Regions from separate parts of the Mus musculus genome. Here region 1 is linked to region 2. Evidence: chromatin loops called from intact Hi-C (ENCODE). Cell type or tissue: heart. All regions are shown on one strand. Each heading gives the region's core, and the rest is flanking DNA. Links, peaks and the distances in the headings are about the cores only.

Evidence for each region. Hi-C counts contacts between places; a loop is a spot of excess contacts. Peaks named below come from ENCODE experiments on the same cell type or tissue, not always from the same donor. Only the 100,000 strongest peaks of a DNase experiment are listed, where the experiment ranks them.
Region 1: a loop joins it to region 2, with 2.3 times the contacts of the local background. A loop is called at or near these places in 6 of 42 quality-filtered maps.

The regions. Positions count from the first base shown.
Region 1 is chr11:96,344,037-96,359,903 of GRCm38, forward strand. It overlaps Hoxb2 (homeobox B2), which reads left to right and starts at 7,596. Exons shown (of 2, transcript NM_134032.2): 1 at 7,596-8,159; 2 at 8,914-9,980. The coding sequence starts at 7,775. The coding sequence ends at 9,593. It overlaps Hoxb3os (homeobox B3 and homeobox B2, opposite strand), which reads right to left and starts at 9,358. Exons shown (of 4, transcript NR_155303.1): 1 at 9,024-9,358; 2 at 4,258-4,352; 3 at 2,791-2,853. Hoxb3 (homeobox B3) reads left to right here. Exons shown (of 4, transcript NM_001079869.1): 3 at 64-660; 4 at 1,510-3,894. The coding sequence starts at 213. The coding sequence ends at 2,363. In heart, for the core only: no CTCF peak of the experiment used is centred there; DNase peaks (open chromatin) are centred at 7,505, 8,825 and 9,365; H3K4me3 peaks cover 6,545 bases; H3K27ac peaks cover 7,241 bases; H3K27me3 peaks cover 6,578 bases.
Region 2 is chr11:96,400,253-96,416,119 of GRCm38, forward strand. No RefSeq gene overlaps it. Among named protein-coding and RNA genes, the nearest start is that of Hoxb1, 42 kb to the left of the region's middle. In heart, for the core only: a CTCF peak has its summit at 7,657; DNase peaks (open chromatin) are centred at 4,129, 7,149 and 7,659; H3K4me3 peaks cover 1,018 bases; H3K27ac peaks cover 941 bases; H3K27me3 peaks cover 7,832 bases.

The DNA.
Region 1 (15,867 bases), core at 3,943-11,942, 56 kb before region 2:
GTTCCTAAGATGGATTCGAGGCCCAGTCCTCTTCTCCCCTCTGTCTCTTCTCTCGCCCCGCAGGTCAGCCGCTTGGAACAGACCCGAGAGGAGGGGGGCAGAAAGGGGAGGGGGGTCCGGCGTGTCACGTGACCCCCAGGGGTGCCAATGTCCGGTCGTGAGGGTATCAGGCCCTTGCAAGTTGCCACCCACTGCCCGGGCCTCGCCCAGCGATGCAGAAAGCCACCTACTACGACAACACCGCAGCTGCGCTCTTCGGAGGCTACTCCTCGTACCCTGGCAGCAATGGTTTCGGCTACGACGGGCCTCCCCAGCCCCCCTTTCAGGCCGCCACGCACCTGGAGGGTGACTACCAGCGCTCAGCGTGTTCTCTGCAGTCCCTGGGCAACGCCGCCCCACATGCCAAGAGCAAGGAGCTCAATGGCAGCTGCATGAGGCCAGGCCTGGCCCCAGAGCCCCTGCCCGCACCTCCGGGCTCACCCCCACCCAGCGCCGCACCTACCAGTACCACTAGCAACAGCAATAACGGGGGTGGGCCCAGCAAAAGCGGCCCCCCCAAGTGCGGTGCCGGCTCCAACTCCACCCTCACCAAACAGATATTCCCCTGGATGAAAGAGTCGAGGCAAACGTCCAAGCTGAAAAACAGCTCCCCCGGCACAGGTACCAGCTCTCTGCCTTCCTAGTCAGCTTTTGTCCAACCCAGGAATTTCACTGTTATTATAGCATCCGACCCCAAGGCGCCCACAAGGCGGCCTGGAGACAATATTAGATGGCTGCCTAGTGCTTTTTAGCTACCTCTCACTACCTGATGACCTCTGACCTGACCAACACCCAGTCCATCCAACCATCCTCCATCTGGGCTTCCAAGAGTTTCCAGGAGGTGGGATGGTTGGCTTTACAGCCCTTCCCAAGGCCGCACCGCCTGGAGGCACAGAGTCATCAAGGATAGATTATTATTAAGTATGATTATTGTAGGTATTAATCACCATCGCTCAGGCAGCCTGGGGTCCCGGCCTGCAGCCACCCGAGCCTCTATGTGCCACACATCCAGGCCCTGCCCACCAGTGTCCAGTCTCCCCCCCCCCGCCCCCCTCCCAAGGTGTTCTCAGTCACTTGTCTTGTAAAGAGGGCGGACAGAAGGGAGGAATCACCTCAGACTTGGATTTGGATATACGGGGAGGGTGCGCGCACACGCAAAATCCTAGCCCTAAATAAATGGCCACGCAGCTCTGTCTGTTTGACATGATCAAATTTTCATAAGCTGGGGCCGTGAAAGGAGAACAGGTCTCTTAATAAATGCCACTATTATAGAGTGTCCGCTAATGCGACGGGAGGTAGGAAGGGGGGGGGTGGTGGTGTAGAGGAGGTGGGGACGCGAAGGGGAGGGCAGCGGGGCCTCCGAGTCCAGGCCTGGATTTATTAAGAAACGATGCATTCAATTTCGGCGTGTTCAGTAATTATCTTTTATTTCATTTTCTCCCCTTCCCACCCCTCCCCCCTCGGGTCCAGCAGAAGGTTGTGGTGGTGGCGGCGGCGGTGGTGGCGGCGGCGGCGGCGGTGGCGGCGGCAGCAGCGGCGGGGGCGGCGGCGGCGGCGGGGGAGGGGACAAGAGCCCCCCGGGGTCGGCCGCGTCCAAGCGGGCGCGCACGGCGTACACAAGCGCGCAGCTGGTGGAGCTGGAGAAGGAGTTCCACTTCAACCGTTATTTGTGCCGGCCGCGCCGGGTCGAGATGGCCAATCTGCTGAACCTCAGCGAGCGCCAGATCAAGATCTGGTTCCAGAACCGTCGCATGAAGTACAAGAAAGACCAGAAGGCCAAGGGGCTGGCCTCGTCCTCTGGGGGTCCCTCTCCGGCCGGAAGCCCCCCGCAGCCCATGCAGTCCACGGCCGGCTTCATGAACGCCTTACACTCCATGACCCCCAGCTACGACAGCCCGTCCCCACCAGCTTTCGGCAAAGGCCACCAGAATGCCTACGCGCTGCCTTCCAACTACCAGCCCCCTCTTAAGGGTTGCGGCGCCCCACAGAAGTACCCCCCGACCCCGGCGTCGGAGTATGAGCCCCACGTCCTCCAAGCTAACGGGGGCGCCTACGGGACGCCCACCATGCAGGGCAGTCCGGTGTATGTGGGCGGGGGTGGCTACGCGGATCCGCTGCCGCCCCCTGCCGGCCCCTCCCTCTACGGCCTCAATCACCTTTCCCACCACCCCTCGGGGAACCTGGACTACAACGGGGCGGCCCCTATGGGCCCCAACCAGCATCATGGACCCTGTGACCCTCACCCCACGTACACAGACCTCTCCTCTCACCACGCACCGCCTCAGGGTAGAATCCAAGAAGCGCCCAAACTGACACACCTGTGATGGGAGGGGCGGGCTGGGGAGGGAGGGGTGAGGTTAAGGGCCAGGGAGACGGCGGACTTGGGGGATGGGCGCGGTTTAGAGTCCTGAAAGAGGTGTGGGATGGGGTTGTCGCCAGGTTTCCAGAAACAGAACAGGCCTGGGGTGCCTTCCCAGCTCCCAGGCCCCCTCCCCGCCCCCAGGGGCTGTCTTTTAAGTCCTCCATGCCTGGTTCCATCTGTCTGCCAACAACCCTTGGAAAGGAATCCACAGCAGGTTGGAGACGGGACCACATCAATCCCAGGGTTCCCAGGGTTCCAGCACTACCAAGTGGGAATTTCAGATTGGAGAGGTGACGTGGAGTCGGGTAGAGGGAGCCAAGACAGGCAAGCAGGGCAGAGAAGCACATTCAACACTTAATGGCTTGGCTATCAGCAAGCAATCAACTTACCTTGCATCTCTGTGGGTAATTTCCCCAAAATCTTGATTTTTTTTGTTCTCCCTTTCAGTCTCCCTGTGAAAAATAAGAAAATACATTTAAATCGAAGGGCACAAAGTATGTTTCTCTCCTACTTCCCTGAAGCTTCAACTCCCCCCATCCCCCATCTGTTAGGCTTCTTACTATATCTATCATTTACTATGGCCCTACGGTTGGTTTTCTGCTCTAAGGACATTCATATCTACACCCCACCCCTATTGATTACAATTTTCAGAGGGCTCAGGGATGGTAAGATATCCTGAAAGTCAGAGCTGCCTATAATATAAATAAATATATATTTTTTTTCTTTTAAAGAAAAGTTAAGAGGCTAAGGCAGGCAAGTTGTCAGGACTGGAGGCTTGCCCATTCTCCAGTCTCTCAGCTCCCACCCCATCCCACTCCCTCCACTTTCTTTTTACTTCTGTTCTTCTCTTGACTTAACGTGAAAACAGGGTATATTTGAACAAACTGTCTGTCCTGGCAGGTGCTGCAGCTGGACCTGTGGACCTTGCTCCAGTTCCTGACAGGACAGTCTTGTTGCACTTGGAGTTTACATTTTAATGGATATTAAAAAAAAAAAAAACAACTGTGAGAGATGTCTGGGCCTGCAGAAAGTCCAGCTTCGCTCAAAAAGCGTGTGTTCTAGTGAACATTTTCATATATATTTATTGGTTATAGCCTGTTAAAATATTTTCTTTTTTGTATTATTTATCCCCCTACATTATGTATTTATATGAGGGACAAAAAAAAAAAAGAAAAATGTACTTTTTTAGTATTTACTTGTTATAAAGGTTGTTGTGTTTCCTGTCATGTAAAACCAGCTATTTTAGTTTTTATTGTATTCTAGACAAGAGCTGTAGATTTATGTTAAACTCGTACATATGAGGAATTGTAATTAGTTCTAAAAGGCATGAACTCAGCTCCTAAATGTCACTGTATAGTCCCGAATTTGTAGAGATAAGAAGTTAATTCTCTCTTGGAACTTTCTTTGTTCTTCCGTAGTTATTTTTTTCCCCCTTAGTTAAAAGAGTTGTCTGTCAAAACAATTCTTGAATAAACTTTCTGTTATTAATTTTATCTTGTCATGGTGGTCCAGTTCAGGGTGCAGAAAAAGGCTCTAGTGGCCAAATGTCCCCTAGCAGGAGGGCATTGGTGACACTCCCCAGGCTCTTTGCTCACTGCTCAGGTCGCTGTCTCCCCTTCCTAGTGTTTCCTGCTTTCAACTCAGTTTTTGACATTTGTACCAGTCTGGACCATTCTGCCAAGTTCTTCAGCTAAGGTTTAAGCAACAAGCTTGGGGGGCGGGAGGGAGGGGAGGGAATCTTGGGCTAAGTCTGCTCTTTGCCTGTCTGTTTTTCTTAGTCACTGGCCTCTTTTGTCCCTTTGACCAGCACCTCCAGGCACCCCCTCTGTTTACATCCAGGCAACCCCAAACCTAGCTTATTACTGCTTCTTCCAGGCAACCTAAACTTCACGTTCTCTTCCGGAGCTACAATGAGGCTGTCACGTGACCCGAAGCCCAACCATCATTGGGTCTAAAATGAAAACAAAGGAAAATGATTAATCTTGGGGGGGGGGGACAACAAGCCGAGGCCTAGACTTCTCAGGTCAAGCCTTAAAACTAAAGCGAAATCTAATCATTAAATGAAGCCCAGGGCAGAGGAAGAGGAGGACTGGTTAGATTTCTCCTGCCAAGGAAGAGAAGGGGGCGAGAGGAAGCTGTAGAAACCAAGCTTAAATAAAATGGTCCCCAGGCTAACGTGAGGCTCTGTTTCCACGATGCTTGGGAAAACTTCATTTCTTAGTCCTGGTTCCATAAAAGTTTTATCACATTGGAGCGAGGATGGAGAGGGTCTGTCAAAGATGAAATGTCACCACCGCATAGCGGTATCCGATGATAAGAGCAAGAGCGAGGAGACAGGGGAGGCTGAAATATGGAGCTAATTCGTTGAAAGAGAAGCGATGGCTGCCCGCTGAAGAGTTACATAATTCTAATTGTAAGCGATGAACCCGCATTGCTTAATTAGGAGCATATATTTGGTGGTAGTGGTGATACGGGGTGGGGGGGGTGGGGATATAAGAATCTTTCCAGGCCCTCAGCCTTAAAGCGAGGGCTGATTTTCATTTTTATGTTGTATCCTGGCAGTCCAAGGTTAGTAATTACAGTCTTTATGCAACAATAAATAACAATAAAAAAACAACCTGAATAATACGCCCCCTCCCCACCAAGTAGAATTTTTTTAACTGGACTTGGCTCATCTGGGCAGCAAGCAATTTAGCATTGGGCCAGGCTATAAATTAAAGGCAGAGGAGCGTGCAATGTTTGATTGGGATCAAATAACGCTCAAGGGTCTGTCTTTCCTTTTCTCTTCCTCTTCCCTGAATACCATTTCTGAATGATATAACTATGAGAAGGGTCATGTTTGACTGTGAGGGGAAGGGTGGATTGCTTATTTATCTAGCTGAAGAGGAACCAGATAAGAGAGAATTTAGCTAGCTATATTGATATATTGTGGCTTGGAGCTAGGGCTCTAAACAAAAATAGGACCTACCCTTCTGTTTTCCAGATTCTAGGTCTAAAGCTGTTTAAAAACATGGATAAAAATCTGCTCTGTAAGGTAGCAGACAGGGCTGGACGGATGTCTCTGGAAGGGAGGGAGGGTTGGAGGGTTTTCTTGGATCCCCACTTTAACACCCAAGTTTTCTACTGTTCACTAATCTGGCCATAAAATCTGTCATCAAGGGTTAGAGAGCTGTATTTCCTACAGGACAGTCTGGGCTCTGGTTGTCTTAGGAGATCCTTGGATGCTGCAGCCAGCTGGAGTGCCTGTTACAAAACTTGTGGAAGTGCCCATGCTGCCGGGGAGAAGGCCCTCTCCCAGGCCTTACTGTACAGGACTCCCTTCCAGACAGTTACTATTTGGATTCTCCTCTGCTAACCACCATCCAGGAAAATATATGCATACATTGTTTTGTTTTAGCTAAGGTACACAACACCCTCTCTGGCCGCTGGCCTAGTTAAGAGCAGTTTCCCAAGAGCCTGCCTCTTTCTGTCCTTGCAACCACCACCTCCAGGTTTCCCTCCTTCCCCCCCCCTCCCGCTTCCCGGCAAACTTCTCTGCCTTTTTCTTTTCTTTCTTTCTTTAAATACTCACCACCACCCACGCGGACGTTACACTGACAGAAAGTTTCTAGTTCCAGCTCTCCGCTGAGTTGCCATTTCTCTGCTAAGCAGCCTTCTCCTCTAGGCTAGGCGACAGAGAGCGAGGAGGGGGAGGGGAGGCCAGAGCCGTGGGAGTTCTCCGGGGCAAACTTTCCACCCAAGTTAGCGCCTTCCCTCTGTCCCCATTTCCCATCTGTTTCCTAGATCTCCCAGAATCACCTTTCTCTTTGGCTCCCCCCTCCCTCAGGCCTTTTTAAGGGATATGCAATTTAGGTTGTTCCCTCTGCTTTCCCAAAGAGCCAAATTCTTTGATGCAATCGGAGGGAGCTGTCAGGGGGCTAAGATTGATCGCCTCATCTCCTCTTGGTCCCTCTGACCCACTTATTTAAAAATCTTCCCCCAGCCGACTTTTCATTTTCAGCTTTGAGGCCTAGTTTCCCACCAATTTGCTTGTGGCTCTGAGGTTTTTTTGTTTTTGGTTTTTTTTTTTTTTTTTTTTTTTTTTGTTGTTTTTTGCCTCCTTCCTCTAGTAAATCACAATATTCTAAAATTGAGCCCATCATAGGTGCCTCACCATAGAATACATTACATTTTTTTTTCTCTCTGGAGGCCCAAAGCAGAATATAATCTCAGTGGTGGTCATTATCCCCAGCCCCCTCTCCCCCACCATCTTTAGGAAATGTTTTCTTACCAGGGATTTTAAAAGTAGCCCAAAGGCAAATACAGAGGGGGAAATCCCTTTGTCCAGAGGGCGACTGTGCACTGACTTTAGCTTTGAAAGTTAAGTGGATGGCTACTTTGGTGCCCTGGATAGAGACACAGATACACCTGGGGGCCTGTGAATACATCTGTCACCTTAGACCTTCTTAGACCCTCCTATTGCCAGGGTTGGGGTGTCACAGTGTGAGTACAGATGACCCCAACAGGAAGGCAAGTGGACATAAGAAACTGCTTGTAAATTCTGAGCAGAGACTAGAATCCAGGGCACATAGCAAGGGAGGTAGGCCCATGTCCCAAAGTGCTCCTGGAATCTATGTCCCTGCTGCGTGCCAGCTCTGTGCATTTCTTAAGTGTGAACTACTGCTTTCTGAGGGTGGGTGGGCTGCCGCTGCTGCTGGTGTTTAGTGCTGTCCTTTATCCATCTCCTTTCTGATTTCCCCCAAGGTATGGAAGCCTCTTTCTACTCCCACTTCCCCCTAAATGAGATTTTTTTTTCTTTTCTTTTGGGGGCTGAGGTGGTGGTAGGGTAAGAGGCTACTGAGGGCCACATAAAGAAAGCATATTAACTCACTCCATTTCTCCCTTAAATGTGGTTGTTTGCCACCACCACACAGTCTCTGAAGGGAAGGAAGAGGTTCTTTTGGCTTTTCTGGGAAAAGAGAGCCATTAGGGAGAGTGTAGGGTACTGATGAAGGAACAGGGGTAGAGGAGGAAGCCTCATGGTATCCAGGTCGTGGTCCTCTGGAGTTTTTGAATCAATTAAAGCAAATAATGCCTGTGTTTTCCACTAGGCCTAGACTAGCGATTGGCGGAGACCGGTCCCGTGACCATGAATTCCCTGCAATTTCGGCGGAGTCCTGGGTTTAATAGAGAGAGTCCCCATACGCTTGTATTTATCAGCAATATACAATTATAAAGGCCTAAATTTAAAAAAAAAAGAGAGAGAGCGAAATCTCCCCCCCCCCGCGAAATTGCTCCATTGCATAAACCTGGGGGGGGCGGGAGAGGGGGGTCCCTCTGATTCTCCCTCCTGACGCCCCCCCCAGCAGGCCCCCTCCCCCACCATTGAAAGCCATGAATTTTGAATTTGAGAGGGAGATTGGGTTTATAAACAGCCAGCCATCGCTCGCCGAGTGTCTGACTTCCTTCCCCGCTGTCTTGGAGACATTTCAAACTTCATCAATCAAGGAGTCGACATTAATTCCTCCTCCTCCTCCTCTGGAGCAAACCTTCCCCAGCCTCCAGCTCGGCGCCTCCACCCTTCAGAGACCAGGGAGCCAAAAGCAAGCCGGAGATGGGCCTGCTCTGCGGTCACCGCCGCCACTCCCCGTTGCCCCCCCAGCCCCCGAGTTCCCCTGGATGAAAGAGAAGAAATCCACCAAGAAACCCAGCCAATCCGCCGCATCCCCTTCTCCAGCCGCCTCCTCGGTCCGGGCCTCCGAGGTCGGATCACCATCAGGTGGGTAAACGTATTAGGGGCGGGGTGAGGGGCAGTTGGAAGAGAAGGGGAGAATGTGAGGTGATGGGGCTCCTGGTGGGGTTCCCTAGGTCGACGGATCTGGGGCGAGGGAAGCAGAGTATCCCGCTGGGGTTCAGGCCTAGCCACTGTTAGCTTCCCCACCCCCAGAAAATTTTGGAAGCTGATTGAGGGTGGGGAGGATGCTTTTTTTTTTTTTTTTTTTTTAAATGTGCTTAGAAAAAAATGATTCGATTGAAGGGTTTCCCCGGTTTCTGTGTAGAGGAATGAAGCGTGTCTGGGATTGAATCTGGAGCCTGGAAAAGATGCGATGCCTCTAGCTCTCCTAAAGCTAGGGAAGAAGAGGGAATTCAAAAGCTAGGAAGGAAAGGGGTGAAGAACAATCTATGATCCCTCTCTCCCCAGGTTGAGTTGGAAAGTTCTGAATTGAGGGGTCCATTGGGAGGACTTGGGGGAGGGAGACTCTGAGGTCCTGGGAGCTAAGAGAAATTGCTCCCCGCCCCCTACGTGGCCCGTGGGCGGCTCTGAAGGCACCGACTTGACCCGGGCCGGGTCTGCCTACGTGGAAGAGCACTAAAAAAAACCCCAAAGACACAGAAAGAAGCGCTGTGGGGGTGGGGTGGGAGCCCGAGTAGGACTGCTGAGAGTCTTTTAAGCCAAAGGGGTGCTCCCGATCTCAGCTAAACGGAGGCTGCGTTGAGACCTCTCTGATAACATAGGGGTGCTTCCCTCGCAGATGGCCCCGGATTGCCAGAATGCGGCGGCAGCGGCTCCCGCAGACTGCGCACGGCCTACACCAACACGCAACTGCTGGAGCTGGAGAAGGAGTTCCACTTCAATAAGTACCTGTGCCGGCCGCGTCGCGTCGAGATCGCTGCCTTGCTGGACCTCACCGAAAGGCAGGTCAAAGTCTGGTTCCAGAACCGACGCATGAAACACAAGCGGCAGACGCAGCATCGAGAGCCGCCCGAGGGAGAACCAGGCGGGCCGAGCGCCCAGGACGACGCGGGAGAGCCAGCCGAGGAACCCACGGTCAGCCCGGGCGACGTCGCGACTCACCGGCTGCGGGAAGCCTGCTTCCACCCCGCCGAGGCCGCGCAGGGACCCCGGGGCGCACCGCCGTCAGCGCTGCCTGCCACCACCCTGGAGAGTGTGGGCGCATCGAGCCCCGGCTGCACAATGCTCAGAGCCGGAGGCCGGCAGAGCGAGCCCCTACCCGAAGACGCCTGCCCCGAGCGGCAGGATTCGCCTTTTCTACCGGACCTCAATTTCTTCGCTGCAGACTCCTGTCTCCAGATGTCCGGAGGCCTTTCACCCAGCCTGCAGGGTTCTCTCGATAGCCCCGTGCCCTTTTCCGAGGAAGAGCTGGACTTCTTCACCAGCACGCTCTGTGCCATCGACTTGCAGTTTCCCTAACTGTTTTCCATCTTTGGTCCTTTCCGTCTGGTCCTCCTTGGCTGTTGGGGGCGGGGGGAATCGGGCCTTCTCCACTCGTGGATACATTTATGCCGTTTTGTTAAAATCCAGATAGTAACGAATTAGCGTTTCATTCACTCCTTTTCGCTTTTTAAAACCACACACAAAAAATTCCACTTGGTAAAACTCCTTCCAACGAAATCTCAGGAATAATTAAACTCTAGTGGGAGAGGGTTTTCTTACAAAGAACTAGAGGGACCTATTTTCCTCTTTTTTAAGTTTTAGATTGTAGATTATTTATTAAAATTGTTTAATAATAGGAAAGGGGGAAAGTATTTATTGTACATTATTTTCATAGCGTAAATAAATGTCTTTATAATATGAAAACGAGTGTTTGTGTTGGGATCTAGCTCTTTTTGCCAAGTCCCTACGGCCAGTCTTTGCTTTCCCACTCTCCGCTTGAAGTTGGTTTAGCTCTGGCTCAAGCGACCCAAGGGAAGGCATGGTCCCATCTCCCAGGCTGACAAAGTCCGGGTGGTACAAAAGGGGCCCTGCTTGGTGACTATTTCTTTGTCCAAGACACCAGGAAGAGTTTATGGAAGCTTGGTTCATCTGCAAACAGACCGTTTCCAGTCCTGCTAAGATGTTCCCTGGGTCCCTGCTTGGAAATAAATGTGGGGTGGGTGGAAAAACAGCGTTCTGGGGGGGGGGGTGCAGAAGCGGGTACAAGAAAATGTCTCAGAGGCCAGCTTTGAGCCTTGGAGGCTGCGCAGAGGGTTAAAAGAGTTGAAGGAGAAATCCTTGGGTTTGCTAGCCTGCGGGCTTTGAGTCTGCAAGCTTAGGCCGAGGCCTGCGCTGTGCGCCCGATGCTGCCTTGGGGCTCCAGGTCCTTGAGGACTAGAATGGGGCTTAGGAATTTTGTAGGGAAGAAGGGAGGCCCGGGCGTGGCAAGAGGCTTTTGGCTCACAGAAGTAGCACGGCGAGCGGCAGAGAGCGCGGGAAATAGGAACGATGCTCAAAATGGCGCTGGGCCGGGCGACTTGGAGCGCAGGAGAAGCAACTGCGGCCGCCATGACAGCGGCTGCGGGATGCTCGGGTCCCACTCCCGGCTCGCACCCACTCCCACTTTCTTGAGGCCAGATCTTTCACAATGAAGAAAAGATAGAAAGACAGTCTGGGAGCTTCCCGCCAATTGTGGGTTTTTATTTTATTTGAGAGAGAGAGAAAGAGAGAGAGAGCGCGAGTAGAGACCCTGTGCTGGGGAGGGGGAGCGAGCGTTGGGTCCTGGGACCACTTTACCCAGTGTGGCTTTTTGCTCTGGGCTTTGAAACCGTGCTAGGTCGTTTTCCAAATGCAAGCCCACCTGTCTTAACCAACAGCTTCATTTTCCATCCCAACACTTCTCCTGTCCTCTTGCCCCCCATAGTCCCCCTCCCAGCTCTGCAAACTCAGGAAAGGGGAGGCAGGGATCCTCTTCCCCATCTGCCTCTTAGTTTGTTCTCCAGAACCAGGAGATTTAAGGGACCCTGGAAAGCCATCCATCCTCCTCAGGTTTATTTAATATTTCTCAGGCTCAGAAACAGATACCTACCTCCCCGGTAGATGTTGCCTTTTTTTTTTTTAAGGCAGTTTATTTCCTAGGCCTCCCAGACTTTCCCCACAAACCAGCAGAAGCCAACGTAGGTGGTGACTTGGAACTCTAGGCAAACCCACTGCATTTCTTTTTTCCACGGGTCCCTCAGTGTGGGAAGTATACACGTTTTACTCAGCTGGCATTTAATCCCTTAAACTGTCTTAATATAGAATTCACCTCATGAATTAAATAATCTTATGTCATGTTAAATTGCACTTATTTCTCTCATAAATAAATTAATATAGAACAATTAGATGTGTTATTATAATAATATCGTGTATCTTATTAGTTTATTTTCTCTCATAAAATATATAGGTATGAAATAAATTTAATATATTAAAGTAATAATACACAGCTTATTGGCTTGTGTGTTTATTTTCCTCATAAATAAGTGAATATATAATATATTAAAACCACACTATACATCTCATTGGACTGTGTGTTTATTTCTCCATAAAATATGTCCACAGGCAGTGTTTAACATCTTAAAAATCACAGCACATAGGCCATCTCTATGCTAGCAAAATGAAAGAGACTTATCAGCTGGGGCTTTGATTTTCTATGGATAGCCAAACTAGATAATTTAGTCTAATTAAAAATGTTCTTGCAGCTATACCAGGTTGCTGCAAAGATCAAGAATACCAGAAAGATCTCACTAATTACCCACCTTCCAGCTTTTTTTTTTTTTTTTTTTTTAAACATCCTTTATCAATGCCAAAAGGCAGGAGCTGCAGAGGAGCTCCATCCAGGGATGCTGGTCTGTAATACCCAGGGATCCCTTCTGTCATTTCTGTAGATGCTGGGTTGCTCCATGGCTCAGCAGTACCAGCATTACCTGAGCTAGTTAGAAATGCAGAATATTAGGCCCCACTCCAGACCTACAGAACCTGAACCTGCAATTTAGCAGATTTCTAAATGATTTATAGATACATTAACGTTTAAAGGACTGCTAGATTACATTGCTATCTTGCTTTCTGTTCTCCCCCACACTTAAGAATGTTTGAGAGCTGGGCTCGGTGGTACACACCTATAATCCTATAGTCCTAGGTAAGAGGACTACATAGTCTAGGCTGTCTTAAAATAGAAAAAAGTTGGGCATGATAGCTCACACCTGTAAACCCAGGCCTCAGTAGGCTGAGGCTGGGGGACTGCAGTGAGTTTGAGGCAAGACTGATTTACATAGACTTACATATGGACTTCAAGGTCAATATGGACTACAGAATGAAAGTCTATCTCAGAAAACAAAGACAGAAACAAAACAGGTAAAAAAAAATAAAAAAAATAAACCTCAAAAGGGGATGTGGGGGTTGGAAAGCTAGTTGACTCAGCGGGTAAGAGCTGCTGCTCCCGCTGAGGACCTGGGTTCAGTTCTAGCACCCACACAGCAGTTTACAACTGTATCTCCAGTTCCAAAGGCTCTGATTCTCCATTTCTAAGCTCCACAGGCAGCAGGCACACATGTGGTACACAGACATACATTCAGGCAAACATTCATGCACATAACAGTAAAATCAGTAAACCTACAGCAAAACAAAGACAAAACAAAACACAAAGAAAGGAAACGAGAGAGAGAGAGAGAGAGAGAGAGAGAGAGAGAGAGAGAGAGAGAGAGAGAGAGAAACTTTTGATCCATTTTATTTAGCTACTACATTCTAATTATTCCAACCTCAGTATGTTCAGAGGACATAGAATCTTTGCTACTGCTTGAGGTTATACCAGACACGCTTTCTCCTACTAAAATGAGGGGTGCAGCAAAAGTTCACTCTACCTGCTTAGATTCATGTATTTCCTGTATGGTAGGGGAAAGTCACTTCCAATTCAAGAAATCAGGGCATCCATCATTCCTCTTTGGTGATTATTAGAGCAGACTTGAAATTCTGTTTCCAAGAAACACACAACCTTTCTGTCTCTGTCCTTTCTCGAATACACAAACACCCCATCTTTGGTGATACCCTGGGAGAATATAAGAGGCAATACTTTTCCAGAAGGAAGAGACACCCATTTTTGTTTTCCCCTCTCAATTTCAAAATCAGGGGATCCCTGTCAGTATGTAATTCTCCCCATTTAGCTCTGTTTCCTCTTCCCATCTCCAGGGCCATCCTGTCTACCTTATCCTGAGGTTTTGCAGTTGAATGTAAGAAACGGGGAGAGCAAGAGTGATTCCTAGGTAGGGTGGTTGACCCCTCCAGTGGTGGCAGTTGACCCCTCCAGTGGTGGCAGGCATATTCCATCCTGACTGGAACAGGATTCCTCTTGGGTCAGAACCAACTGTGTGTAGCCTGTGGCCCAGACAGGTTATAAATTGGCTGTGGCTGAAGCGGGCAAGCAGAAGAACTGTTGGTCAGTCTGCTATGCTCTTTAGTGACTCCTTGCAAGAAGAATGGCTCATTGATACCACAGTGAAAGCCAGAGACTATTAAACTGAGGAATTGCTTGCAATCACGATAACCTAGAGTCATTTAAAAAAAAAAAGTTAACTTAAGCCTGGGCAAGTCCCTTCCCCTTTCTGGACCTCAGTTTCTCTCTGTGAAATCAATGGAAGAGCTAAATGTTTCTAATGTAGTCTACATTAGTTTATGGTAATAGTATATGTATTTGTCTTCCCAGGTGCTGTTGGGAAATTTATTATGGCTGCGGTTACACGTTTTAAAGTGACCCTTGGTGCTTGACAGTAGCCTACCTCACATTTTTGGTAGGACCATTTTGACAATATGTAATGTATAGCTTTACACCTCCAAGTGTGCTCACGATAATTTATTTACATCTTTTCAATAAGCATGTCGTTAGATACAGTGTTATGTGCCAGGAGTTACATATTCATTTAATGTAAGTCTTCAGAAATGCCCTACCAAGGGTTTCTGTGGCTTCCATCCTTTGCTATCTCTCTCAATATTTGACTATGTTTACTATTATTTAAAAAGTCTAGACCATTTTATTTAAAAAGAACCACTGAAATTCTTCTTTGACATATGGTGTAATAGACTTTTATCAGGTTTCTGGGTATGAGAACACAGGTACAAATTATGAGAGTCCCAAACAGCCCTGCTGAATCCTGATGTCCACCGTTCTTCCAGACCTCTGAGAAGTATCATGAACCCTACTGCATAGCTTCCTGAAATGTGCTATCAATCAAATGTATGTTTTTGATTTGCTGAGGGTGGCCTATAGGGCCCCTACTTTATCCTTTCTGTCTGCTGTGGCCATTACAGCCCAGATCCCCCATTGGCCTCCCACTGGCCACACCCAGCTTTCCGTGCTGTGGTGGTGAGATGGAGATTTCAATAGTCTTTCCTCAGAGCATAGATTGAATAGGGAAGGAGTCAGTTCTATTGCAAACTACAGCTCCTGTCATTATCATAGAGAAACCAATTTGGACAGTCATTCAGTTTTAAAGATTTATTATTATTATTATTATTATTATTATTATTATTATTATATAAGTGTGTATGTGTGTGTGTAGATAGTCAGATCTTACCTTGTGTGGGGAGGTCAGAGAGAACTTTGTTGGATTGGTTCTTTCCTGCTCCCTTTAGGTGGATTCTGGGAATTGAACTTGGGTCCTCTGGCTTTCAGGGGATGGTACTTTACCCACTGAGCTATTTCACCAGCCCTTAGTTTTTAAAGAATATTTGTCTTTAGTGTGTACCTGTTTGTGCAGGAGCCTGCAAGGGTCAGAAGAGGTGGTTCTGGATCCCCTGAAACTGGAGTTACAGATGGTTAGGAGCTGTCATGTGGGCACTGGGAACTGACCCTATCCCTTTGCAAGAAGTGTTCTTAACTGCCAAGCCATTTCTCCATCTTTGATCATTTAAAAAACATATTTATGGGCTGGAGAGATGGCTCAGTGGTTAAGAGCATTGACTGCTCTTCCAGAGGTCATGAGTTCAATTCCCAGCAACCACATGGTGGCTCACAACCATCTGTAATGGGATCCGATGCCCTCTACAGTGTACTCATATACATAAAATAAAAATATACATCCTTAGAAATTTCTTTCTTCTTTCTTTCTTTCTTTCTTTCTTTCTTTCTTTCTTTCTTTCGTTCCTTCTTTCTTTCTTTCTTCCTTTCTTTCATCATCTATTTATTATTTTAAGTGTGTACATGTGCACAGAGCAAACGTGGAGGCCAAAAGACAATATGTTAGCCTCAGATATTGAACTTGGATGGTCAAGCTCAGCAGCACATACTTTTACTCGCTGAACTATCTTGCCAGTAAGTCCCTTAATCAAGTTTTGATAATCTTTCCAAAGTATATATTTTGGTCAAAAATGTTACATTTGGCCGGGTGTTATAGCTCATGACCCTAGTTCTACCACTTGGGAGGCAGAGGCAGGCAGATTGCTGAGCTTGAGGCTAGCCTGTTGCAAGATAGCCAGGCTTACTCATGGACACCACGCTCCCACACCAAATCAACTAAAACTCTATTTACTTTTAGACAAGGTCTCACTATGTAGCCTTGGCTGTCCTGAAACCCACTATGTAGAACAGGCTGGCCTTGACCTCACAGAGATCTGCCTGACTCTGCCTTTCAAGTGCTGAGATTAAAGGCGTGCTCCAACAATGCCTGGCCATTTTCTTATTTTATTTTCTTATTTTATTTGCATGTATGTTTTTGCGTGCATCCATTTTGTGCACCATGTG
Region 2 (15,867 bases), core at 3,460-11,459:
CATTCCCCCAGCCCTTCCTCCTCTAGGCTAGACTCTACTCTGTAAGGGGTTTGGAATAGGGCTGGAGCCCCCAGGCCAGTTGCTTTCCAGAGACATTTTTGAGCGAAATAGTCTCTAAGACTCTGGTTATAACCTTGCTTGCTTTTCTTTAATTCTTGTGGAATCAAATTCTATAGGTTAAGAGAAGCCAGAAACTAATAAGTGTTTTTAAAATGCAAGTAAAAACCACAGGAATAATGTCAACCTAAAAAAAAAAAAAAAAAAAAAAACAACAACAGGTAAAAACAGGGTCTTCCTTGCTCTTGTTTATTTTGAAACAGGGCCTTACTATATGCCCTTGGCTGACCTGGAATTCACAGTGCAGACCAGGCTGGACTCAAACTCATAGATCTATCTGCCTCTACTTTCAAGTGCTGAGGTGCAAGGCATGTGCCACTATGCCCTGCTGCTTTCTTACTTTTATTATGATTGTGACTTTTTTTTTTTTTTTTTTCTGTAACTCAGTAATAGCCTCAGTTGTATCCTGTTTTGTTCCTTGGAAGCCTAGGCCTGCAGGGGCTAAAGAACAGTATCACTTCATTGTAACTGGACTGAACAGAGTCAAGCTCATTTCTTCCAAGACAGCATGGGGCTAGGAAAGCCCCAGAGTTACACAAGTATTACCTAATTGATATTCCTGAGGGTGTGAGTAAGCAGGTCACTTTTATTAGGGAAGTAAAGAAATGTTTTCCGAAGGCATCTGAGAGAAAATGGAAGCTGTTTCTCACCATGTGTGATGTCGGTATCCAGAGAAGGGATGACATGTTCTCAGAGGCATCTTCATCACTTGGATGAAGTCCAGGGGAGGCCTGAACAGTCCTGCATCATCTGTTCCAGTTTTAGAATTCCATGGGTCAGGCAGTGGTGGTGCTTGCCTTTAATTCCAGCACATGGGAGGCAGAGGCAGGCGGATCTCTGTAAGTTTAGGACCAGTTTCATCTACAGAGTGAGTTCTTGGACAGTCAGAAATATGTACAGACCCTGGCTCATTAAAAAAAAAGATTCCATGTGACTGTGTCAGGGGACAGTTCTAATACAAGATATGGTCTAGTTGTATCAAGCACCATATCTATCTATCTATCTATCTATCTATCTATCTATCTATCTATCTATCTATTATTGTTACTGTTTTTTGTTTGTTTGAAGAAGTGTTTACTATGTAATTCTGGTTGAAACTCTGTGTAGATCAGGCTGACCTGGAGCTCAGAGATCTGCCTCTGCCTCTGCCTCTGCCTCTGCCTCTGCCTCTGCCTCTGCCTCTGCCTCTGCCTCTGCCTCTGCCTCTGCCTCTGCCTCTGCCTCTGCCTCTGCCTCTGCCTCTGCCTCTGCCTCTGCCTCTGCCTCTGCCTCTGCCTCTGCCTCTGCCTCTGCCTCTGGAATGCTGGAATTCAAGGCATGTGCCGTCACCACAGGCTTTCCGCTCTTTGGTTTTGAAATGCTCTCACATATTCTAGACTGGCTCCCATGTTCTCATGTAGCTGAGGATGACTTTCAACGGCTGAGTCTCCTGCCTTCACCTTCCAAAAATGGATGGCAGGCATATACCACCTGTTTATTGGGTGGTTTATGTGGTGGCAGGAATTGAACCCAGGGCTTTGTGCATACTGGACAAGCGCTCTACCAACTGAGCAGCATCTCTAGCCATGTTTTATGGCCAGGGTAAATGCTTTTAACTGAGAACCAGGATTCCATCTTACTTATCCATGTGCCTGTTTCAATATTTCATGTTGTCTATCCCGAGCCATCCTACTTTACCTAGACTTCCTATACTCTTACCCAGAGGACCTAGACTATTTCTATGTGCACATGCAAGAATGTGTGTGTGCTCATGTGCACACCTGTGTATGTGGAGGCCTGAGATGGACCTCAAGGGCCTTCCTTGCTTGCCCTCCACTTTATATATTGAGGCCAGTCTCCTTCTCAACTTACAGCTTGCCATTTTGGCTAGACTGGCTAACGGGCTCACTGTGGGGGTGGACACCCTGTTTTTGCTTCCAGTGTCCTTGGATTATAAGGAGCCACCGTGCTTATCTGGATTTTATGTTGATTCTGGAGAACTGGACTCCAGTCCTCATTCTGGTGTGCCTAGTGAGCTTACTGAACCATCTTCTTAGCCCCAGCTTCATTGTCCTACCTGTTCTTGACTCAAGGTCTCTTTCTATCCTGATACTCGGCATTCAGCCAGGCTAGCTGGCTATGGTGCTCCAGGGATCCGTCTGTTTCTACTTTCCTAATACTGGGATGACAGGCCCATGCTGCTATATTTGGCTTTTTAGAAAATGTATTTTTATTTTTATTATTTTATGTGTATGGATGTTTTTCTGCATATATCTCTGTGCATCAAGACATGTGCCTGGGGCCTGGAGAGCAGAATTGGATATTGGATTGGATCCCTTGGAACTGGAGTTACAGATGGTGGTAACCTGCTATGTGGGTGCTGGGAATCGAACCTGGGTCTTCTAGAAGAGCAGCCAATGCTCTTAACCATTGAATCATCTCTATAACCCCTGTTCTTGACTTCTAATATGGATGCTGGAGATCTGAAATTATATCCCTATATTTGTTTAGCCATCTCCTCCAAACCCTTTTATTTTATTCTTTGACCAAACTTCTGAGTTTGGACGGATTAATATCTTCTAATGATTTCACCAGTGTGTGACCATGCATAGAGGTCATAGTTTTCATCAATTATTAGGGCCCTGGGGGATTCTGAATGCACTTTCAATATTTACGCACTTGGCACTATGTATTAGTTAGTTAGTTAGTTTGTTTGTTTGTTTCTTCCTTCCTTCCCTCCCTCTCTCCCTCCCTCCCTTCTCTCTCTCTCTCTCTTTCTTTCTTTCTCTTTCTTTCCAGACAGGGTCTCTCTACATAGCTCTGGCTATCCTGGAGCTCACCTTGTAGACCAGGCTGGCTTTGAACTCATAGAGATCCACCTGCCTCGACCTCCCAAGTGCTTAAGATTAAAGGCGTGTGCCATCATAGCCATATATTTCATCCATTCTACTTGCCTAACAAGTGGTTTGTATTCTTTTACTCAAAGCACAATCTATAGCTTGTCCTCAGAAGCATTGGCAGGGAACATGTTAGACACACAGAATCTCAGGCCCACCCAGATGTACTGACTGGAAATCTCCACCATCTCTCTCTCTGTCTCTCTCTCTGTCTCTCTCTCTGTCTCTCTCTCTGTCTCTCTCTCTGTCTCTCTCTCTCTGTCTCTCTCTCTCTGTCTCTCTCTCTGTCTCTCTCTCTGTCTCTCTCTGTCTCTCTCTGTCTGTCACACACACACACACACACACACACACACACACACACACACACACAAACACACACACACAGAGTACTGGTCCATACTATAGTATCTCACCTGCCAGGCAGAGCAAGTATTATTTCATGCCATGTTAATGGAAGCTGAGACTCAGTGGTCATATGCTCACCCACTTGTTTACTTCTAAGTGGAGGAATTGAACCAAACCTTTTAAGATCCCAAACTCTTGTCTGCTCCACTATGACTCAGAAGGCGAGTTAAGCTGCAATGCCAATGAGTTATGCTGAGAGAGGATCTCTTTATGTTGCTGCCTCTTTCTCGTGGTGGGCCGTATAGGATGCTCTTTGAAAAGGGTTTGGCTCTGTCTTCAGTCCTTTTGTCCTCTGCTAACTAACAGCAACTCTAAACCATGGCCAACCAGTTCACAGGCACAGGCTGCTAGCAGTAATTGCTGGGACTTGTCATCGTGCCTGGCATTCAGTAGACACCTAACAAATATTTGTTGAGCCAAATAGAATCACCTGGCACTCACTCATGCTCTTAGCTGTTGTTTTCCAAGGGCAGACTGGTAAAGAGGCATGATGGGTTAAGAAACTTGAATTACAGGACCTCCTGGAAGGAGTTGTAAAAATCATCTCCCTGGCCCAGATTTTCAAGGCAGATTCTACTGTCTGCGTCTCTCTGTTCTCGTGCAGGTCTCAGCCAGGAGCTGCAGAATTCTGCTCGGAGATGGTGAGTGTGGGACTTACAGGCTCGCACTGGAAAACAGGCTTTGCTACATTCTCTGGCCGGAAGCACAGACTGTGGGAAAAGTCAAGGATGCTGACTGAGCCCAGTTTGAAGGCAGGGGTCAGCGGGAAGAGGTTGCTTGATGACAGTCATTTCTGTTCCTCTGTAAACGCTGGCCAGAGTTTGAGGTTTTCTCTGAGGTTGTTGACAATGGAAAAAAAACCCCGAAGTGAACCAGACAGGGATTTTAGAACATCTTAAAGGAACACATGAGCGCTGAACAGGAAATGCCTTGGTTTCTTTGCTTGCTTCCCCAAGAGAGCAGAAATGAAGCAAAGCTCTGAGAGGAGGGTTGAATTATTATTATGTTGCTGCAAGAAGTTTTCTGAAGATTCGGGCTATGAAGATGGATCCCATTAGTAAATCTGACAGCTATTCCATGCCTCTCTGCATTTTAGCATCTCACACCAAAGCATAAATGAGAGGAGTACACTATCTTTTAGAAGGAAACTATCAATCCTTACGCTCTCCAAACAGCTACAGATTTCCCCCCCCTCCCTACCTGGGTAGGGCTGTGTAGCCTGATCCCACAAATTCTCATCCAGCCTTTGTGCCTGGTGAAATCTGGAGCCCTCGGGCAGAATCCTGTAGTTTCTGCCACCTCTGTGTTCGCCAGCTCCTAAGCTGCAGAGTGAGTCGCACATGCAGCAAGATGCAAGGAGGCCTTTGATCATAAGAAGGGTGGAAAGACTTGGTTCATCCTCATCCAACTTCTTTAGAAGCCATGCAGTGACTCACGGTGTCTGTTTTCTTAATGATCTTGGGAGGCGGGACTCAGCAAACATGAAATGGGTGGAAAAAAGCCCTCCATATGTGGTTACTCCGCTCAGCTTGTTTTAGAACAAGAATGGTTCCCCTCCAGGAATGGTACGTACAGCCTTGGGATGTTCTAAGAGCAAGAGCAAAAGGAAAGATGGTGCCTATGGGCACACATGTATATTTCTGGCTTCAAGGGGCTGTTTTTGAGAAGGTACACCCCTTATTCCTACGTCCTTTAATTTAGATGGTCTGCCTCATAGCATTGTGGGATTAGGGTTTTTCTCCAGCGCTTCTGTTCGCTGGTGCATTTCTTTGTCCAACGTGTAGAGAACGGTGCACTGTGGGAGCACTCCAACCACCTCTTCCAGGACACTGCGGTGTGCCCTTTGCAGATTCTGTCCCTGAGCTCCCAGCACTTGATTTCATTTGCCTGCTTTGTTTTCATGTGTGTCTCTTTAAAAGACAAGAAACACCTCCAGGGAAAGATTTGTAACCAGAATTCACTTTCGTCTTAAGCATCTAACCAGCACATTCCACACACATTGAGTAAATGGAATAATCAGAAGGAGCAAGAAGACAAAGACAAGTCAGTCAGAGGGATCCAGGCCCTGCAAACCAAAGCCAAAGCCAAAGCCAAGCTCCACCTCCAAACCCTGAGCAGAGCCGTATTCTTCAGCATAGCCTGAGCCTGCGAGAGAAGTCTAAAGTGATCCTGGCTTTGAAGACTTGACCTTGTCAGTATTGACGTTGCTACCTCTCACTGTCACTGCTGTGCTGTTAATAATGTCACAAAGAAATTTGTCAGGGCTGAGGACAGCTGATAACATGCCATCGTTTTGAGTACGACATAAGTCATCTCTCCATGATAGAGCATCGTTTAGGGACAAGTGCAACAATACATTTTCTACATTCGATTTGTGAAACCATTAACACACTGCTCGGTGTTCAAATTTCATATCCCTTTTTCTTTTCCTGTATGTGTGTTGCATGCATTTGTGTGTGTGTGTGTGTGTGTATATATATATATATATATATATATATATATATATATATATGTATATGTTTGTGTGTATATGTGTGTCTGTGCATGTAGGTCAGAGGTCATACCGGGCATCCTCATCTGCTGTTCTCCACCTTTGTTTTTTGAGACTGGGTCTCTCACTTAATTTGGAGGCCATCAACTTGACTAGGCTGGTTGGGCAGGAAACCAGGAGACATCCTCCTGTCTTCACCCCCCCCCAGCCCCTCCAGTGCTGGGGTACAGATGCTGTTCGCGGTGTCTGGCTTTCTGTGGTGCTGAGATTCTGAACTCAAGTCCTCATGCTTGCCCTGTAGGCACTTTGTCCACTAAGCTATCTGGCCAGCCTGGACAAGCATTTAAAAACAAACTGCTTTGTTGGGGGTGTCCTTGACATACAAAAAGCTTTAGGCACTTAATGTATATACAGTTTGATGAGTCTGGAGCTAAGTATTCACCTGGGAGATCATAACTACAATCGACACCATAAACACAGCCACATCTCCAAAACACTATATGCCTTCTAGGGCACTACTTAGAGTAGATTGGCACCAGCGAGACTCTTCTAGAAAGTAGGCTGCCTTCTCTTCTGCATCCTAGACCACAGAATCCAGTTAGGTATCCCTCTGCTGGTTACAAACTCACAATCCTTTCCCTTAGGTTTTCCCAGGGCTGGGATAACAGACCTGAGTGGCCATACCTGGCATCGGCCCTCCCCGCCCTGACCCCCATTTTGAAGAAGAGAAACCGAAGACCAGAGTCAGAGCAAACACACATTCCCACTGTGAGAAGAGCTAAGATTTGAACGAAGGTCTCCTAATTCATAGTCAAACACTTAGAAACCACACCATTGCTCCTGAGGTCTATTCTGGACCCTTTAGCCACAGCTCGGATGGGAAACAGTCTGCCCGCAAAGGTGCCTGATCCAGAGTTCGCTATTCTGCTAGGGTAATGCCTCTGCATTCTGTCTGTCTTGCAAGCTTCAAGTCTAAGCCTCGTCTCACTTCTTGGACTGTTTCAGGCCTAGGTAGGAGAGATGGGTTGCCCTTTGATTCTTCGCTCTTTCAGATGGCTAAGGAGTTCCAAACTCCCTCTGAGAAGCGCTACCACAGAATATGCTTTCCAATGGGAAAAGACATGGGCTCTTCCACCCCAGCCCCAGGAGACACGCCGACAGGCATAGGAGGGGAAAGGACAGTTCCTTGTACTATAAATATTTCTCCAGCGTCTCCCGTAAATCTCCAGCTGTGTCAGTGAGGCAAGGGGAAGAGTTAGAGCCGATTAGAGACCATATTCTCCCAGAGGAGGGCAGGCCTGCCCGTCAACCCATCCCCAATGGGCCTAGGGACCACCTCGGGAGGAAGCTATTCCTGACAGCTTTCCAGGCAGCTCCTGGGCACTGATTCCGGGGCGCCGAGATCTTAGAGAAGGACAGACACTACGTTCCCCTTTACCCCCTGCCCTTTGTGGCGCGGACTCCTGGGTCGTCCAGACTATGCCCTCTTCCGAGGTGAATGGGGGGACCGGCAGGGCACAGAGGGAGAACTGAGACGTGACACAAGCAAACTGCCCGGGCCGGTGGGTGATTTATGAAGTGCTGAAAAGCATCTTCGAAGCTGTCATTTATCTTGCAGCTCTCAGCCTAAATAAACACAGAATCCGCCTAATTATAGTTACAGTAGAAACACAACACCGAACCACCTCGCCGTCACTGCCAGCTCCTCTCCTGCGTGGCTCCGCCACTGGCGTGGACCCCACATCAGCCCACAGCTGCACCCTAGCGGCCGCCGCCGCTGTGCGCCAAAAGCTCCAGGTTCCCAGCCACCGGCTTTGGCTCTGATTCTTGCCAGACTCTCCCCTTTCCTCGCCCCTGTCCCTTGCCAATTCCGTGCTATGTGGCTGCAGCAGGATGGAGGGACTCTAGGCCTGGATTCTCTTTCCCTGACCTCCTTGGAGTTTTCTTGGGTTGTGGGAACCTGGCCTGGCCCAGGGTCTTCTTCACGGACAAATAAACTCTCTCCTTGTGGTTGATCTGGAAAGAAGTTCCGGGTGTCACTTATGGTAGAGAAAAAGACACCCTTTCGTTGCTTGGTGATTTTGTGGAAGTCTCCTCCAGCTTTATGTTCGGTCCTCCCTTTCGCTAGTCTTGTTACTGGGTTTGAATTTGGAACTCCCCCCCCCCCTTTGGTGTATTGGAGGCCTCTTGCCTGGAGATTCACTTCTATGCTGTTCTTCAGAGCAAAGTGGTAAATGCTTAAAAAAGAACTTGGACAATGATGGTCTAGGGCGGTTCTGAATGAAATGTTTATCCACTTAGTCACATGCTCCAATTCAGTCCTTGTACTGGAGAGGCGGGGTGGGGGAGGGGAGATGGGGCAAGGACTCTGTGTGTGTGTGTGTGTGTGTGTGTGTGTGTGTGTGAGAGAGAGAGAGAGAGAGAGAGAGAGAGAGAGAGAGACAGTAAAAGAACCTACTAGTTTTTAATACCCAGAAAAAAACCCAGTCCCCTCAAACTCTGCAACCCCCCCCCCCCAAAAAAAAAACGCTTTCTGCAAAATGAGGATTCTAGAGCCCAAGGCTCTGCATCATCGGACAGCTCATGACGTCATCCTCAGAGTGTTAACTTACACATGTGGGCATATACATTACGCGGGGCGGATAACTCACTCCTAATTTACTGCTGTCTTCTTCTCCGTGTGGAGGATCTTGTTCCTGTCGACAAATTTGGGGATCTAATAACAAAGTAGCGGAAGGATTCATCAGGGCAGGTGTAATCTGAGCTGGCCCCTGGAGGATGTGGGCTGCAGAGACGGGTATAAATAATTATTACCACCCACAAGTTGAGTGGGAACACAGGGAAGGCCTTGAGGAAAGAGAAAGCAGGCCCCGGAGAGGAAGCACAACTCCTGGGAACTCTTGTAGTGTGGGACCCGGAACCCAGGCCTTTACCATGCCAGGGAAACCCTCTACAGTTAATTAAGCCCCACCCTGAAATCCATTTTAAATCCTTGTTTTGGTTACCCCCAAATGAGAAGGTTAGGACGAACTCCCCTCTCCTCTTTCAAGGAAACTACAGCAGTCAAAGCAATGGCCCCATCTGACTGTCCAGGGGTTTGAGCATCTTAACATGAGTTTTGACTTGACTTCCTCTTGGTCTGTGGGTCCTTCCCCTCTTGAAAGAGCAGAATTTCCCCTCCTCAAAAATCTAGACCATTCTCTTAAACCACTCTAAGAATGGCTGGGCTTTCCCTGGGTCCTCAGAGGAGTGTAAGAAAGGAGAGATCCATTTTTTTTTTTTTTTTACCAGTTACGCTACTGCTTATCCATTAAAGTAAGATAAAAATACCTGTTCCCTGCCCAGTTCCCAGAACACCAATTCAAATGAATGAGGATGTAAAAGCTCACGGAAAGAAAATCTCTCCCCAGGTAGTTCCAGATGAAAGAACAGCTCCTTAGCACTTCCAGTGAGTTAGACAATGAGGGCTCTCCTTAGAGCTGGCTGGAGTAATCTCTGCATTTTTTTAAAAATTCCTTTTAAGTAAGAAGGAGGCCTCACTGCTCAGTATGGTTGAGTGACTTTCCTGAAGACACACAGTAAATCACTCTCGAAGATTTGATTCTTTGTCTAATCACCAATAAGTTCTAAGAATATCTGGTGTGCATTATTAACCCTTGGGAGACTAAAATAGGACAAAAGCACACTTGAAAATAACCTATGTAGGGCTGGGGAGATGGCACAGTGAGTAAAGCATGTCTCATGCAAGTGCAAGGACATGAGTTCAAATCCCCAGAGTCCAGGTAAAGTTGAGTATGGTAGCTTGGAGAGTCTGTAATTCTAGTGCTTCTATAGGGAGTAGGGAAGGGTAGGAGGATAAAATGTCTGGCTAGCTTGGCATAGTCACAGGGGAAAAAAAAAGGTCCTGTCTCAAGCAAGGAAGGTGAGGACTCACTAGTGCTTGAGATTCTCTGGCTTCCACTAGAAGAGGTGAAGGAAGACGGGGAGGAGGAGGAAGAGAAGAGAGGCCTACAGGTCAATAAGAAGATTTTTAAAATAGATGTTTTAATAGAAAGGGAAGGGGCTGGAGAGATGGCACAGCGGTTAAGAGCACTAGTGGCTCTTCCACAGGATCTGGGTTCAATTCCCAGCACCCACAGGGCAGATTACAACCATCTGTAACTGTAGTTCCCGGGGAACCAACACCTTCACACAACACCCCCCATGAAGGCAAAACACCAATAAATAAATTATTTAAACACCAAAGAAAGGAGAGGGAAACTCTCTCGCTGTTCTATTTCGGTGGTTCTGTGGGTCTTTCTGTCTTTCCTGTTTTTCTCTCTCCAGTTTTCTCCCAGTCTTGACTCTTCTTTGTCTTCCTGCTTCATAGAAGTTCAGTCGGCAGGTTTACCCCCAGGATGCCTTGCTTTGTGCTGTTTTGTTTTCTGCCAGTCTTTTCCTGATGGCCTCGGGGTCTCCCTGGCTCCCACTTCCTCAGTGGACCGTGTGTCGGGCTTGATAGCTTATCAGTGCACAACAAGGAGAAATCCAGATAGGGGGCTCGGAAGCCAGCAACCTCAGAGCATCTTGGGAAATAGCCTGTCCCAAAGAAGAGCCTCTTCCCATGTCACCCTCCAGGAAACAGTCACCCATAGACACTTCTGGCCTCTTTCTGCTCTATCTGATCCTACAGTAAGAGAGGACGCTGGGTTAGACCATGTGATCCTGCCTTTTCGTATGCTCAGTGCCAAGAGGGTTCAAGTCCTGGCTTCATCTTTATTATGCTGTGCAACATTAGAGAAGTCGCTTGGTCTCTGGGATTCTCTTCCTTAGCCAGGTAGGATCCATTCAGAGTGAACCGTTTATGTACTTGACCCCAAGTTCAGAGAACTAGCGGATCCTGTCTGAATGGTGGGAACTAATTGCTCTTTCCAGTAACTTCTCACGAGGCATGACCTCATACTTCCTTTTTTTAAAAAAAAGTTACCCCAAGGATCTAACAGGAAGATTTTCTTCAAGGCAGGAATTCACTCACATGGAACCTTCCCTGTTTCCATCCAGAGAGACCCAGGGGGTGCGAATTTGTTACTCATCAACTCTGCACCGATGAACATTCACCTGCTCTACTAGCAAAATCTCTTCTATTCCCACAAGGCACTAAAAGCGGGGACCTTCCTTCTCAAGCTTCAGCCTCAGCCAGTGATTCACAGCTTCCTTTGCCGCCTACCCACCCTAAGAGCAGGGGATGTTTGGTGCTGTCTGGAGACATTTCAATGGTCACAATGGAATGCCAGAGGTAACCAGTGGGTGGAAGCCAGGCATGTTGCTGAAACCCTCTATAGACTCCTTAGGATACACTGAATGGCCTTGGTATCAAAGACTTATCTGGCAGGGAACATTAGTAATGCCATCTTTGAGAAACTGCGATCTAAAAGCTGTCATCAAAAAAGGACCTTAATAATGTTTTGAGGGCTCATAGAAAATGAGGGCACATGGGCTTGCTCTTGCCTTGAAATTTCCCAAACGTTAGGAGAGATCTTAGCAAATACAAGAGACAGGCCTTAACCCCTATACCGAGGACTTTAGGTGCAAAGAGAGTCATACAGAAATGATACGTTAGGTAGGGGGCGTGCCCTGTAATCTCAGCATCTGGGTTTAAGGCCATCCTCAGCTACACAATGAACCCGAGACCAACCTGGGCTACACAAGGCCCTATCTCAAAATAAACACTAGGCTTGGTGGTGCACACCTTTAATTGCAGCATTCAGGAGGCAGATCTCTGAGCTTGAGTCCAGTCTGGTCTACAAAGCAAGTTGCAGGATAGCTGGGGCTACACGGAGAAACCCTGTCTCAAAACAAACAAACAAACAAACAAAATAGGCAAACAGGTAAATACTACATTAAACCAATGTTTAGACATTCAGTGTGCATTTTAAATTAATTTAAAGATTTATGCATATGGATGTTTTGCCTGCATATCTGTTTACCACTTGGGTGTAGTCCCCACAGATGCCAGAAGAGGGCGCTGGATCACCTGGAACAGGAGTTGTGAGCCACAGCATGGGTGCCGAGAATGAAACGTTGGTCCTTTGGAAGGACAGTCAGTGTTCTTAACCACTGAGCCATCATCTCTCAAGTCTCCAGAGGAGGAAATTTTGAGACATGTTGCAACATGAATCAAACTCAAGGACAGTCTATTAAATGAAGTGAACTATTTATGAAAAGATGAGTACCAGGTGGATCCACTAATATGGGTAGTAAAATTCCTTGAGACACAAAATACAACACTGGTTTCCAGGCGGCAGCATGAGGTGAGCTATGGGAGGTGTTGTTTAATGGCTACTTAGTTTCAAATAACATTAATGCATCCTTCAAGATGGCGAGGGGATGGGAAAAATGGCTCAGGGGGTCGAGGCACCTGCTGCCACACTGGACGACCAGAGTTAGAGTTCCAGGATCCACACAGCGCTGGAAGAGAGCAAGCTGCCTTCTGATGTCCGCATGTGTGCGGTGGCACACGTGTCCCCTCCATAATAAATAAATACATGTAGTAAGAGTTTAAGTGGTTAAGAGAGTGAGTTTTATGTTACTTAGATTGTACTAAACTAGAGCTCACTTTTTTTATGTGTCTGCGCGTGCACTTGAGTGGGTGCATATACTCCATGTGTGCATAGGAGCACATGGAGGCCAGAAGAAGATATCAGATGATCTCCGGAGACTGGAGCTGCAAGTGATTATGAGTTAGCACATAGGTCCTGGGAACTGAACTCAGGTCCTTTGCAGGAGCAATAAGGGCTTTTTACCACTCCAGCTCCACTAATCCAAAACATAATTGTTTACTCCGCCTCAAGTGGATGAAGTCTCTCCATGCTGTCTTCTCTCCCCCACTGCCCGTTCTGCCCATTCCGGCCACTCTGCCACAGCTCCCGCAGATGTTTTGAAGTCAGGAAGATCCTTGGTAAATTTGCCAGCCAGGCAAAGCTTGTAGTCCAGGGCTTGAACTTTCCTTTTCTGTAGCTGGCCCAGGAGCCAGTCAGAAGATCAAAGTCTCAGTTTCTGCTGTTAACTTGGTGAAAGATACTCTCCCTCCTCTGGGCTATGCTTTCCTCATCTGCAAACGCCAACAGGTTTGTTCTACATGGCTTCTAAGACTTCTTCTTCTGTGCTGACTCTGCAGAATTGTGCACCCGATAGCGTCTTAGTTCCTCTGCCTTCTTTTGGCCCTCTAGCTTTCCCACGCGGTTTAGTAAAACTGACACACACAGGCATTCATTTGCTTTTCCACTTGGACCAAAATGGAAGGTAACAAGTCTTTAATTGAAGAATGTCTTTCATTTTAGTGAGCAGAGAAGCTAGTTAAAGGGGCACAGTGGGTTTTGGGGGAGGGAGAGGCTGTCTGCCCCCAGCTTCTGATGCAAGTCTTGCTCCCTCCCACTCTTCATGGGTGGCTCAGGCGTGAACCCACCACTCAGGCAGTCTCCTCTCTTTTCAGGGACTCTGCACAGTTGGTCAGTAGAAATGCTAGCCACTTGGCTGGCCTTCGAGAAATGAGTTACAGCCTGGATCTGAATGAGGTCATCGGGATTCCTGGTTTGAGCTGGAGTCTGGAATCTGGCCGGAAGGCTCCCGGGGCAGCTGTTTGTGGTTTTGGCATTTTCCCTCTTGAAGAAAGTCTGGGCAGATGATCACCCCTTTGGTGCCACGTGTTTCCTTGTGAGGGAGAGGCAGGACGCAGCTCGGCTTGAGTGGAGTGGGTGGGGACTTGGCAGGGAGAGCTGGGGTGATGTGTTTCAGGAGATGGAAGATGCCAGTCTGTCTCAGATCATTTCCTCCACCCCGCCTTTTGTCTTTGAGAAAGCCCCGTCTCTTCACTAATATTTATTCTTGGGTTGTTAAATTTTTGTTTTGGAGATTATGCAAAACTGCTGTTTTGCGACTGAGGGAATATTTTACTGTGAAGGAGCTTTTTGTGGACTCTGCACAACTGGGATCCTCAACACTGACATCACCCTTGAAGCAGCTGGGGCTTGGGGTTCAGTTGACTGGGGCTGATGCACAGCCGTGGGAGACTCCCAGCTCCCTCCACTCCAGGCAAGGCAGCTCTGGAATCTGGGACAGGACAGGACAGGGTAGGGCAAGGGCCACCTAAGGGAACATAAGGGAATGTCACAGGACAATATAGGCATCTCTGCCTGGGGGACTCAGAGAGCCTTGCCAGCCAGAAAAGCATTGAACCAGGGGCACCAAGAGTTGGGAGTCAGAGACTGCTTGCATTTTCCAGGGGCGTATGTGTCTAATAGGAGAAAACAGGGGTTCCTCTGTGCCAGAGAATAAGCTCAAGGCAAGGAAGAGGAAGAGCCCAGGGGAAGATCCAGGATGCTTCAGATATATAGAAGGAGTAAAGAATTAGAAAAAGATACATAAAACAGGGTTTTGGTAGCAGAAAACAGTAACTCTGGAGTGTCAAAGGTGAGGGGGATATTGAGACCTGGCCCAGCCATCCCAACTTCTGGCTGTAAAAGTCAAGAACTTTAACTTCGTAAAGTCTGCATCAGAAGTGAAATTCAAGTCTTATTTTTATTTCTATATGCGGATGAGTGTTTTGCCTGCATGTGTGTATGCGTATCACATATATGCTTGCTGCCTGCAGATGCAAGTCTTTGGATCTCCTGGAACTAGAGTTATGGTTGATTGTTAGCCACAATGTGAGTGCTGGGAACCAAACCAGGATTTTAGGCAACAGCCACACATGTTCTCCTGTGCCACTATTGAACCGCTTCTCCAAAGACTTAGTTTGTTTGATTTATGTGTCTGTGTGTCTATGTATTCTGTGTGGATATCCACGGAAGCCAGAAGAGGAGGTTGGACTCTCTGGAGGTGGCGTTCAAGGCAGCCGTGAACCACTCAAGGTGGGTGTTGGGAACCAAATTGTACTTCTCTGAAAGAACAACAAGTGCTCTTCCCTATAAGCCAACCCTATAACTCTTCCCGACCTTTGCCTAGGGCTCCGTATTTGACCACCGGGTTCATTTTGTGTAACATCCTCGGACTCGATGATTGCTGACTCTCTGACTTCCTAAGCAGCCCTTACCATGCATTCCTTTATAGACTGGGCTACCGGTCATCCCTTTTGCTCACCGTCCACACTGCCTTGCTTTTCTTTACCTTCCTTTCCCTCTCCCTCCATTCACCCCCCCTTTCCTTCCTCTTCTCTCCCTGCCTCCACCCCCCTTTTTTTCTAGTGTTAAAGGTTGAACTGAGCCCTGGGCATGGTAGGTGATCTTTAACGACTGAGTCACACCTCCAGACCCTTCAGTGCCAAAGCCTCTGTAAAAGCTCAGGAGGTTGTATATATAAGACTCTAGTTTCCATCCAAATAGTGTCCCAAGATAGAAGGTGAAATGTAAGGAAAGATGGAGGAGGCTAGACCCTTTCTCAACTCACCCATTTTCAGCTCCTCATCCTCCAAGTCTTTGTTTGCTTGTTTTGTTTTTATTCTTGGTTTTTCCAAACAGGAAAAACTGTCCTGAAATCCTCTTTGTAGACCATGCTGGTCTCGAACTCGGAGACCCACCTGCTTCTGACTTCTGAATGCTGGGATTAAAGGCGTGTGCGACCACTCCCCAGCTTCATCCTCCAAGATTTAATCTTTCAGTTTTATCTCCATACCTGTTTTTACCCATCATCCTCCACCTTCCACTCCCACACCATTCACAGCTTGGAGTTTTAAGCATTTTCTGGGGTTGGAGGGACTGCTCAGAGGTTAAGAGCATTGGCTGCTCTTCCAGGGAACATGGGTTTGGTTCCCAGCACCCACATGATGGCTCATAGCCATCTGTAACTCCAGTTCCAGGGATCAAGTGCCCTCTTCTGGCCTCTGTGGTATCAGGCATGAACTTGATTTGCGCGCGCGCGCGGGCGCGCACACACACACACACACACACACACACACGCACATAGGCAAACGCCCAGACACATAAAATAATAAATAAATAAATC